Regions from separate parts of the Homo sapiens genome. Here region 2 is linked to region 1. Evidence: chromatin loops called from intact Hi-C (ENCODE). Cell type or tissue: sigmoid colon. All regions are shown on one strand. Each heading gives the region's core, and the rest is flanking DNA. Links, peaks and the distances in the headings are about the cores only. Region 1 overlaps PRKG1 (protein kinase cGMP-dependent 1). Region 2 overlaps PRKG1 (protein kinase cGMP-dependent 1).

Region 1 (5,394 bases), core at 167-5,166:
AGCTCAAATAAACTACTCCACAAAGCTTTCTATGACCTTTCTACCCTTTCCCCTAGGTTAGAAGTAATTTTGTTTTTCTTTGGATATAAACCTTGATATACCTTGTACCTTTCTGATTATAGTAACTCCTTTACCTTTCAGCAAAATTGTGATTTTCCTTCTAAACTGTAAAATCATTATATATCCCCCTTTATCAGTTAACTAAGTGCCTCAAATTTATTATTTCATTCCATCAATATTTATTTCAAGCACTGACAATACAGCAGTGAAAACAATAGTCTGCCAGAAAAGAAGGTCTGTAAATGTGGTCCTTGGTTCAGTGGCATCAGCATCACCAGGAAACATCTTAGAAATTAAAAGTTTGGGGCCCTACTCCAAATCTATTGCATCAGAAACAGAGAAATCTTTGAACAAGTTTTCCAGGTAATTCTAATGCAAGCTCAATTTTGAGAACCACTACATTATAAGATTGCAATCATAGTTGCCAGGCACAGTGACTCACGCCTGTAATCCTGGCACTTTGGAAGGCGGAGGTGGGTGGATCATTTGGTCAGGAGTTCAAGACCAGCCCGGCCAACATGGTGAAATGGTGAAACCCCGTGTCTACTAAAAATACAAAAATTAACCAGGTGTGGTGGTGCATGCTTCTAATCTCAGCTATTTGGAGGCCAAGGTTTGAGGATTGCTTGAACCCGGGATGTGGATGTTGCAGTGAGCTGAGATCGCACCACTGCACTCCAGCCTGGGCAACAGAGTGAAACTGTCTCAAAAAAAAAAAAAAAAATTAAATAAATAAATAAATAAAATTAAATTAAATAAAAAGAATGCAATTATAGTATAGTAGCTGATAGATGATAGATAGACAGACAGACAGACAGATAGATAGATAGATAGATAGATATTTTGTTTTCACCTCTGTATCCTCAGCACCTGGGATAGAGCTCAGCACAGGTGGATGTTCATTATATATTTGTTGAATGAATGACAGGAAATGACTTTAAAGTTTGCTAATTCACAAATATTTCATTTTACCAAGGACGGAGCCTGTGGCATTGAATAACGTGCCTCAAATCAAAGACAAGACATGCTGCCAGGACCCTTGTCATTTTATTCCTAGGTCAGTGATAGTTCTTCCATGTTGCCATTTGATGAAATGGATATGCAATAAAGTATGTAGAGATGGAAGAGAGTGATATGTTTTAGATTATCAAGGAAAGCTTTCTGATGGAAATGAGATTTAGGGAAGGGTTATAATCTGGCATAGATAGGTAGAAGATGAAGAAAATAAACCAGAAGCTAGTAATAGCCAACGCAAGAAATTGGGACCTGGTGTTTTTTACGGCCTCAGAGGAAACCAAGAGAGTTGGTGAGGAGTGTGACAAAAGATGGGCTTCTGGGACAGATTATAAAAGGTTTTGAAGTTCAGATTCATGAATGTGAACTTGATGTGAGAGTCAGTAGGCTTCCTTCACCACCCCCTGAAACATGAACATAGAATAATAATGGCAGAGGCTTAAGAATACCAAACTTATCTAATCCTTTTCTATATATTTTCTACCTAGGCTGTTCTTTTTTAATACCTTATAACTTTTAATCTAAATTGTGGTGGTTGTTCTTCCTACATATAACACACTCTGTTACGTAGCTTCATTCTCATTACTTCTCTCCATCCCTTCACATATTCTCCTCTGGCTAAATTGTACCACTCACTTTTTATCATACATGATCTGTATTTTTTCACCTCCTAGCTTTTTGTGATACTATTTGTCAGGGATGCTTCCTTTTTTCCTCTTCTTCTCTTCCCTCCCCCATGTTTAAATCTTTCTGTTCTTCAATGCTCACCTCAAAGACTTCCATTTAGAGTACTGGTTTGGTACTCATTATCTTCTATATTAGAGGTATCAATATTCTTGTATTACCATAAAATCCATATCTGATTGATATTCTCCACAATGCCTGGTCCAGTGCCTTTTATATTCCAAGCACTTAGTAAATATTTTTAAATTAATACAAGATCATCTTACAATAACAAAATATAGATGTTAACCAAATGATAATTTAGTGCCTTTTGCTTACAAAATACTTTTCTCTGGGTTCCCACATTTAGTCTTGATAACAGTCTTATGAAGTACATGCAATTGTTTCCTGATTTTTAACAATGAAGAAACTCAGAGAGTTATTATGTAGAACTTTACCTAACAATGGACTCACTCAAAATACAGATGCTTTATAAAGGCAAACTCTGAGCACTTAGTAGGGAGAAGGCTCTTTGATAAATGCTTTATATAATATAATATTTTATTCTTTCTGCAACCTTTTGAAGATAGGCAGTCATAGTTCCTCAATTTATAGGTAAAGAACAGAGGCACAGAGAAGTTAACTAGTGTGCCTATGTCAACTAGCAGAACGAGGATTTGAACACAAACCATTTGGCTTAAGAAATCAAGCTCATAAATCATTGTTCTATTAAATGAGTTGCCTAAGGATACATAGCTACTAAGTGGCATAACGACAACCTGAAAGCAGGTCTCCTGAATTTGAACTTTCTATTTCATAAGTAGTACAGTAATCACAAGTTATTGACGCCTGGGCACCATCTCCCTTGGCATTTTTCCTGTTTGTCTCTGAGTGTAACTAATTGCAGTTGTGACATCACAATCAGTGCTGTGGTAACAGATGGACTGTGAGGTATAAAGACTGAAGCAATAGAGAAAATGTTTCCTTTTTCAATTTGCAGGACTATAGTTAAACTTCACCTAAAGACTTTTATAAAGCATCCAGTTAGTTAAAGCATGCATTTTTCCATAAAATGAAAGAGCTCAAATTAATTTGGTATATAACTTTTTTTCCCAAAATGCTTAGTGTATTTAATATGAAACAATGTACAGAGGAATAAAAAGCAAATTTCATGTACTCAAACTCCTAACCTCAAATGCTCCACCTGCGCTGGCCTTCCAAAGTGCTGGGAGTGAGCCACAATGCCTGGCCCTGAATTTCATTTACTTATACACAGGATGAATCACTGTTATTGGCAAGTGCAGATTACATGAATTTGGGGCTGCTGGGAGTCTGCCATTTCTGGACTTGAGGTTGAACAGAACCAAATGTTCTCCCTGGAAGGGATTGCGAAGTCCAGCCCAATTTTTTTTTTTTTAATAGATAAAGAAAAGAAAATGACGCCCAGGAAAGGAAAGAAATTAGACCAGGCTCAAATGTCCAGTTACTGATCTAGCTTGTAAAAGGATTTAGATATTCAGATTTTTCTCATCCAAACTATACTCTCAGCACTTAGAAAAGGCAGTAGAGTGAAGGAATTAAGAGCACAGAGATTTTAATGTCAGAATGACTTAGATTGGCTACCTAGTTCAACACGTAATTTTGTGGCATTGTACAAATTACTTCGCCTCTCTGTGGTTCCATTTCCACATCTTTTAAATGAGAGTAATGTCACCTGTATTGGATTATTGTGTGGAATACATGATATACTTATATTTTTATTATTCCTTACATTGTATGGTCATTATTAATCTACATTGGTTATCTAGTAATAGTAGATGAAGTAGCATCTTATGTGGAAAGAGACACAAGTTTTAGTCTGATGCTATTTATTTGGGGGCCTATATCTTTATTTTTATTATTGAAAGGCTTGTACTTGTACTAATGGTCTTGTCAGATTATATTATTTTCAAGTTGTACAACCTTAACACTGCCATTTTAGCCTTTGGTAGATTTGTAGTTGAAATGGATACTTTTTAGGCTTGATCCCATAGAATACTTCAATGAGAATTTTACCGATCATCTTGGTGCACATTAGGTTCTTGTACTAAACCATGAAATGCACTCTTCAAATATGTAGTCGGCTAGAATTCCACTTGTCCATTTTTATTAAAAGGGCCTGCCTGAACTTTGACTGTGGAGGATATAGGCTTATTTAACACCACATCGTTCTGCCACACAAGGTACCTACTCGAGCGCATAGTCCTGTTCAGGGTGATATTAGGACTACTACTTTTAAGTGTGCACTGGCAGACGTAGGCCATTTATTCAAACATAGAAAGGCATAGCTAATTAGACAAGAAGCAGAGCTCCCTTATTCGTGCTTCAGGCTGTCACCCGAAGGAACGCAGAAGTATCCTCATAAACTGTGGAAAAGTACAAGCCCTGTAACTAGGTCTGAATAAAGATACCCTATTTAAGTGGAACAACGCATGAATCTTTTTTTTTTTTCCTGTGACCGGAACAATACAACACCTCACTTCAGAGAAATGTGTAAACTGCCACTCACTTCAGAAATTTGGCTAGTATATCTCTTCTGAGGCTAGGTTGGTCTGAGAATGTGCCTATATTTGTACCAAGTTACAGGAAAGAGGCCTTTCTGAAAACATTTGATTCCAGGCTCAGACTGTTGAAAACAACAAATGTCAGTTTAACAGAATATATTTTAGATTCATTATCACAGTTGAATGATCCTTGAAAAACATTATGTCAAGAATTCCAGTTTAAATTTACCTTCTAACTCTGGATTCTTGAGTTAGAAATTAGAAAACCTAAAATCTAATGTTTATAGGAATGTAGTAGCTAGCATTTTATGGTACACGTACAGAAACCAATTCCAACCAAGGTAAGCAAAGGAAGTGGTGGTTATTTTCATGACATTTTGTTATCTCTCAGAACCCACAGAAATTAATCTGCTAGGCTGCTGTATTAGAATACCACAGACTTAAACAGAAATTTATTTTCTTACAGTCCTACATGCTGGAAGTTCAAAATCAAGGTGCAAGTAGGTTAGGTTTTTCCTGATCCTCTCTCCTTGGCTTGCAAATGGCTGCCTCCTCAGTGTCCTCGCGTCACCTGCTGTGTGCATGCACTCTGGTGTCTCTTCCTTTTCCTGTAGGAACACCCATTGTATTAGATGAGGGGTCCACACGTATGACCTCATTTAATTATAATTATCTCTTTAGAGGCTCTGTCTCTAAATACAGTCACATTGTGGGCTAGGGCTTCAACATATGAATTTTGAGGGACATAATTGACTCCGTAACAAGCAGTAATGCAGTAACCTCTAGGAAAAGAAAAAATGGGTAATTGTTGGCATTCAGAATACTCTATTCCCATCTCTTTCTCTCTCTCTCAAAATCTTTGTCTCCCACTCCCTTCCTCACTCCCTCTTCGCTGCATCTCTTTGTACATTTGTGGTGGTTTTCCTCTGTTGAAGGATCAGATCTCCTATTTCTCTCTCTAGTCCATTGTCATTCCAGTTTTCTGGAACTGGGAATCTGAAGGTCCAGCTTTATTCTGGTGTGTATCTGTGATTCAATTCAGCATTGTTAAGAGGTTGGAGCCAGAGTGATAGTGAGACCATTTACTAGTCTATGTCTGCTGGGGCCGGGTAGT
Region 2 (5,394 bases), core at 319-5,318, 480 kb before region 1:
TAAGACCAAAGTTACTTCAAAATAAGGGTTTTGTTGAGGAAAGCAGTCTGCCTCATTTTCTTTTTCCACAGACCTAAATATAAAACTTGATTTCCAAGTAGAACATTAATCAATGTTGTCTCTGCTCATCTTGGTGGTTTAATTGGTTCAAACACTCTGGCATTAACTGTCTAGGGATTTTCTAATTTGCCTATGGTCAGAAATGCTTAATTGATTTCTGTTCTGATCTTTTCATAGAAGTTCTGACCCTTTCTTTAGCAAAACCGCCTTACTTCATTTCTTTAATAAGGTTGAGAAGTTTGCTTAGTCTATTTGTTTCATAAATAACTCTCGCCCAAAGTTTAAGTAATGGATTTAGAGGTAACACTGAGAAATTCAGAGAAGGAAGTCTCATGGCTTTATGGTTCTAGATATAAGAATTATAGCACAGGGGTAGTTTATATTTCTTTATATTAGGGTGGCCACCATAAGTATGAGTACTTCATGAGAAGAGGCCCTGACGGTAGGAATTACGGTATTCCTGCCCACAACACCCCCTCTAAGTTTTCTGAATTCTGCAGTTTTTTCCAGGTGTATGGAAATATAATTGATAAACAAAAAATGTATATATGTAAGGTATACATATGTATACATTCTACTTGTATACATTATAAAAGTACATATGTATACAATGTGAAATGATTACCATAATCAAACTAAATAACATATCCATCACTGTAATTTGTTACTCAGTGTGTTTGTGTGTGGCGGGGGGTGGTGCGGGGGAGGGTAAGGGCACTTAAAATCTACTCACTTCACAAAATACAAGTAAACAATAGAGGAATATTAACTGTAATCACCACGCTGTATATTATAGCCCCAGAACTTACTCATTTTATACCTGGAAGTTTGTACCCATTGATCTACATATCCTCACTTCCCCCACCCTCTGTAGCTCCTGGAAATCACCTAAATTCTGATTGTGGATTGTGTTTCAAGCAATCTAGGAAAAGAGAGAACATTTTTATAGTTATAAAAAAGTTCAAAATTATTATTTTAATATCACAAGCAATATGTGCCAGGCAAAAAGAACCAAGAAAAAGATATAAACCCCATGAAGACAGAAATTTTTGTCTGCTGACTTAAGTTAATGTCTGTATTTGAGCCCACATGTATACTTCATATAAGTAGAGGCCATATGTGTTCTTGTTTACAAAGTGCTTTGCACTATGCCTAGTGCATACATACACACATACACGAGTGAATATCTATATAAATGTATTCTCTATAGGATTCTACTATCCATTAAAAAATTTGTCCTTTTACTTAGTATATCATAAATATCTTACCACATAAGATGTATATTTCTACAGACATAAATTTAATGGCTGTATAAGATATAATTTACTAATTTCTTCTTTTTATTCTTTTGGCCTATTTCCATTTTTAAATTTATTATTATAAAAACAATTCTTCGAGAAAGACATCACCATTTTATTCTGCACATATAATTATTTTCTAATGATAAAGCCTTAAAAGTAGACTTGACAGATAAAAGTATGTTGGCTCACAAATATAATGCAAATACTGTGCTGAAGAATAAATTGAAGCAGTCACTCATTCTTAGCTCTGGATTAAATATAGTTCATTTCATTGTTTTACTTTGAATACATTGCTGAAATGACTGGCTCTAAGGGAAAGTGTGCTTTGATTAGGAGCAGGTTTTTATAATTCTCTTCTACATGCCCATCCTGTAAATGGTATCTTTGTGTAAAAAAGAAGCAAGCATAAGGACACATAGACCAGAATAGAGAGGAACCATGGAGTGGGAAAATAGGAAAAGAGGCACTGCTGGAAGACAGAAGATAAACTGTATTTTGTGGTTTTGTGTAAGCCTGCCATTGCCTTCATCTAGACCTGCCAAGTGTGACAGATTTGGACACACTGGAAAAGTTAACGTTTTCAGTGGGAAGTTCTGGGTTTCAGTTCCTTCTGTCAGTTTAGGTATCATCAGCATCATCATTAGAATCACTAAGGAGTCAGAGAAAGGTGTGTCCACCTAATTCAAGGGCCTGAGTGCCAGGCAGATTTTTCCATGGTAGCATGTTCCATCCTAACGATCTCTTCAGCCTTGTTCCCATCCTATTCTCTTTAATAAGAAGTTGTCATTGTCTAGCAATGAATATTTATTGCTCAGAGATTTAGCAGATAGTGAATATTTTCAGACATCAAACTAATTTGCATTTGTGCTTGAGAAATTTTTCCCAGGTGGCACAATATTTTATATCCTGTTGTAACTGAGAAAGTTATCACATACATAAGAACACATTTACTTTCATTTTATTTTTCTCCTACAGTATATCCTGTTGTAACTGAGAAAGTTATTACATACATAAGAACACATTTACTTTCATTTTATTTTTCTCCTACAGAGCGTCCTATATTTCTGTAAACTGGATTACAGGGTACTTAGAAGAACGAGCTTGCTTGTCACTGAAGTATGCAGCCTCTTAAGTAAAATCCAAGCCCTATTTCATCATCATGTTTATTCTGAGAATAGAATTGAAGAGGACCACATATGGTTGAAATTATAGGGAGGGTTGAGGTGGGCAGAATCTGGCCCAGTGGAATCATCCAATTTGGAAATAATCCATGAAAACTGTTTGGCAGTTTTAGCCATGCCCCTGCTTCCCATCGCCTACCCCCTGCCCCAACTTCCAAAGAGCATATAAATTTAGTGTTGGTGATGAAAATAGGAAGAGAGAACTTTGATTTGCAGTTAACATGAAAGGAAATATACACTGTTTTAGTCCATCTGGGCTGTTATTACGAAATACTACAAACTGTGTAGCTTATAAACAACAGAAATTTATTTTTCACAGTTCTGGAGTTTGGAAGATTCTGTGTCTGGAGGCGCTGGCGTATTTAGTGTCTGGTGAAGGCCCCCTTTCACATACGTGTTGCCTCCTCTCTGTGTCCTCATGTGGTAGAAGAAGCTAGCTAGTTCACTGGGCTCTCTTTTATAAGGGCCCTCATCTCATCCATGAGGGATCTACCCTTACTTATGAACTAATTACCTCCCGAAGACCCTGCCTCCTAATCCCATCCCCTTAAGGGTTAGGATTCCAGCATATGCATTTTGAGGAGACGTAGGTATTCAGTCCATTGTGCACACCAAATTATGAATTAATGTATTAATATATAATTGTATCCAAAGAAAGGTCTACCAGGAACCCATATTTGTTTGCTGATTTGCTTGTTTAATATGCTTCATTTCCTCAAAACAAAGGGAAGCATATTTTAGCTTATTTTCCTTTTTAATCTTTTGTTTTGAGAATCTCTGCCATTGCTAAAGTAGAAAATTATGTTTTCTTAACTTTTTGTTTATTATACGTAAATACATTATTATTAATAATATAAATTCAGTGTGTATGTATTTCTCTATAGTGAAGGTGTTGCTTTTTAAGTGAATGTGGCTATAAACTGAGACTTTAAAAAATCTCATTGTCATTAAAAAAATACTGATTTAGAAAAGTTCTAGATTCACTGTATAGAACTCACAGAATATAGAATAGTTGCTAGAGCACAGAAACTAGTACTCTTTTAACTTCTAAGAAAAAGTCTGGGAATAATGTAGATCCCCTCATCTTTATTTAAGTAATCAAAATTGATTCTGTGCTGGGCGCGATGGCTCATGTTTGTAATCCTAGCACTTTGGGAGGCCAAGGTGAATGGATTGTCTGAGCTCAGGAGTTTGAGATCAGCCTGGGCAACACGGTGAAACACCGCCTCTACTAAAATACAAAAAGTTAGCCAGGTGTGGTGGCAGGCACCTGTAGTCCCAGCTACTCAGAAGGCTGAGGCATGAGAATTACTTGAACCCGGGATTCAGAGGTTGCAGTGACCCAAGATCACTCCACAGCACTCTAGTCTGGGGGACAGAGTGAGACTCTGTCTGCAAAAACAAACGAACAAACAGAAAAATGATTCTGCATAATGTGGGGCAGATTATTTATTTACAAAATTATTTTTTAGGAAAGAAAAAGTTGATTACTAAGATTTAGCTAGATTCACTATGATCAAGTCATGGAGTCAAACTTTACGTTGTTGTTGTTTGCATGAGTTAATTGGCTGATAGATTACTGGAAAGTCATGGATGTTGTGTATCTGGTTTTTAGCAAGATGTGCATCAGTGTTCCCTATAATGTCTTTATCAATGAGTATGAGGGCTGTAAGCTGAGTGATAATTTTGTTAGGCAGATCTTTGGCTGTTTGAATAATCAACTGTAGCAATGTTATTCATTAATGCCAATTTGATGAAAACTTTGGTCTGGTTCAATATGTTTATTAATAAATTCACAGAGAAGCTTAATAGCATACTAATACAATTTGAGGATATTAGAAACTAGGAGGGTTAGTTCCTATCTTGAATAAGAAGGCAGATCCAAGAACTCCACAGAAATAAACTATGGAGAATAACAGTTATTTAATTTTTTCAAATTATGGATGTGGAGGAAGAAATGAATTAACTCTGAAATGAGAGCAAGACATAGGACTAACAGATGGAAGTTTCAGGAAAATATATTTTGGCTCAGTAAAAGAAATAAATTACTAAGATTTATAGTAGTCTGAAACTGAAATTGAGAATTTTTCAGGAGATACTCAACTATTGATGTGAATAGGTGTCCCAGCAACAATTGGACAAGCCCACCGACCACTTGGTGACATTTTCCACTAGGCATTCAGCATCAGATTCCACAGCGCTTTTGAGGTGGAGGATAAGTAGATAATATGTCTCCATTATTTAGAGGAAATCTCTCACCTTTGAACTCTTACAGAACTTTAAGTCATTTAATAATTATTCCTGTGTAATGTACAGGAATAATTATATATATTATAAATATATATGTTTTATATATGGTACATATATTTATATATATATATGTGTCTATATCCTATCCCTTTAAGTTCTTTTGATAGAGACATGTCAGTCATCATAGGCTTATAGTGCCTAGCATAATATCTTGCACATCAAAAGAGAAAATAGTGAATGAATGAATGAATGATTTCTATAACAATATATTTTCTTCCCTAGGTGAAGGACATCCTAAATTCTTGAGGATACTGTGTATGCCCTGTGTTATAATAGCATGGTGCACACCACACTAGCCCTTCAGGTGTTCTTGTTCTCTTTTTGAATGCTGGTACCCTCAATTTATTATTCTTGTTTGGATATATCCAATTTACCTTGTTGAACATTATTTACTAACAGCAATCTGTTAGCCACTAGGAATGTAAAGACACATCATAATATGACCTTCTGAGGGACAAAAATTGAGGCCTATTTATCTTTGTATCCCAAATGCCTGGTGTACAGCTGGTTCTCATAAAATGTTGAATTGCTCCCGGACCAGA

The links. Hi-C counts contacts between places; a loop is a spot of excess contacts. Peaks named below come from ENCODE experiments on the same cell type or tissue, not always from the same donor. Only the 100,000 strongest peaks of a DNase experiment are listed, where the experiment ranks them.
Region 2: a loop joins it to region 1, with 2.2 times the contacts of the local background. A loop is called at or near these places in 1 of 110 quality-filtered maps.

What each region holds. Positions count from the first base shown.
Region 1 is chr10:51,703,375-51,708,768 of GRCh38, forward strand. The region is part of intron 3 of PRKG1 (protein kinase cGMP-dependent 1); the gene reads left to right. Among named protein-coding and RNA genes, the nearest start is that of CSTF2T, 6.5 kb to the left of the region's middle. In sigmoid colon, for the core only: no CTCF peak of the experiment used is centred there; DNase peaks (open chromatin) are centred at 2,607, 3,047 and 4,087; H3K27ac peaks cover 453 bases.
Region 2 is chr10:51,222,267-51,227,660 of GRCh38, forward strand. All of the region lies in intron 2 of PRKG1 (protein kinase cGMP-dependent 1), which reads left to right. Among named protein-coding and RNA genes, the nearest start is that of MIR605, 75 kb to the right of the region's middle. In sigmoid colon, for the core only: no CTCF peak of the experiment used is centred there; no DNase peak of the experiment used is centred there; H3K4me3 peaks cover 848 bases; H3K27ac peaks cover 818 bases.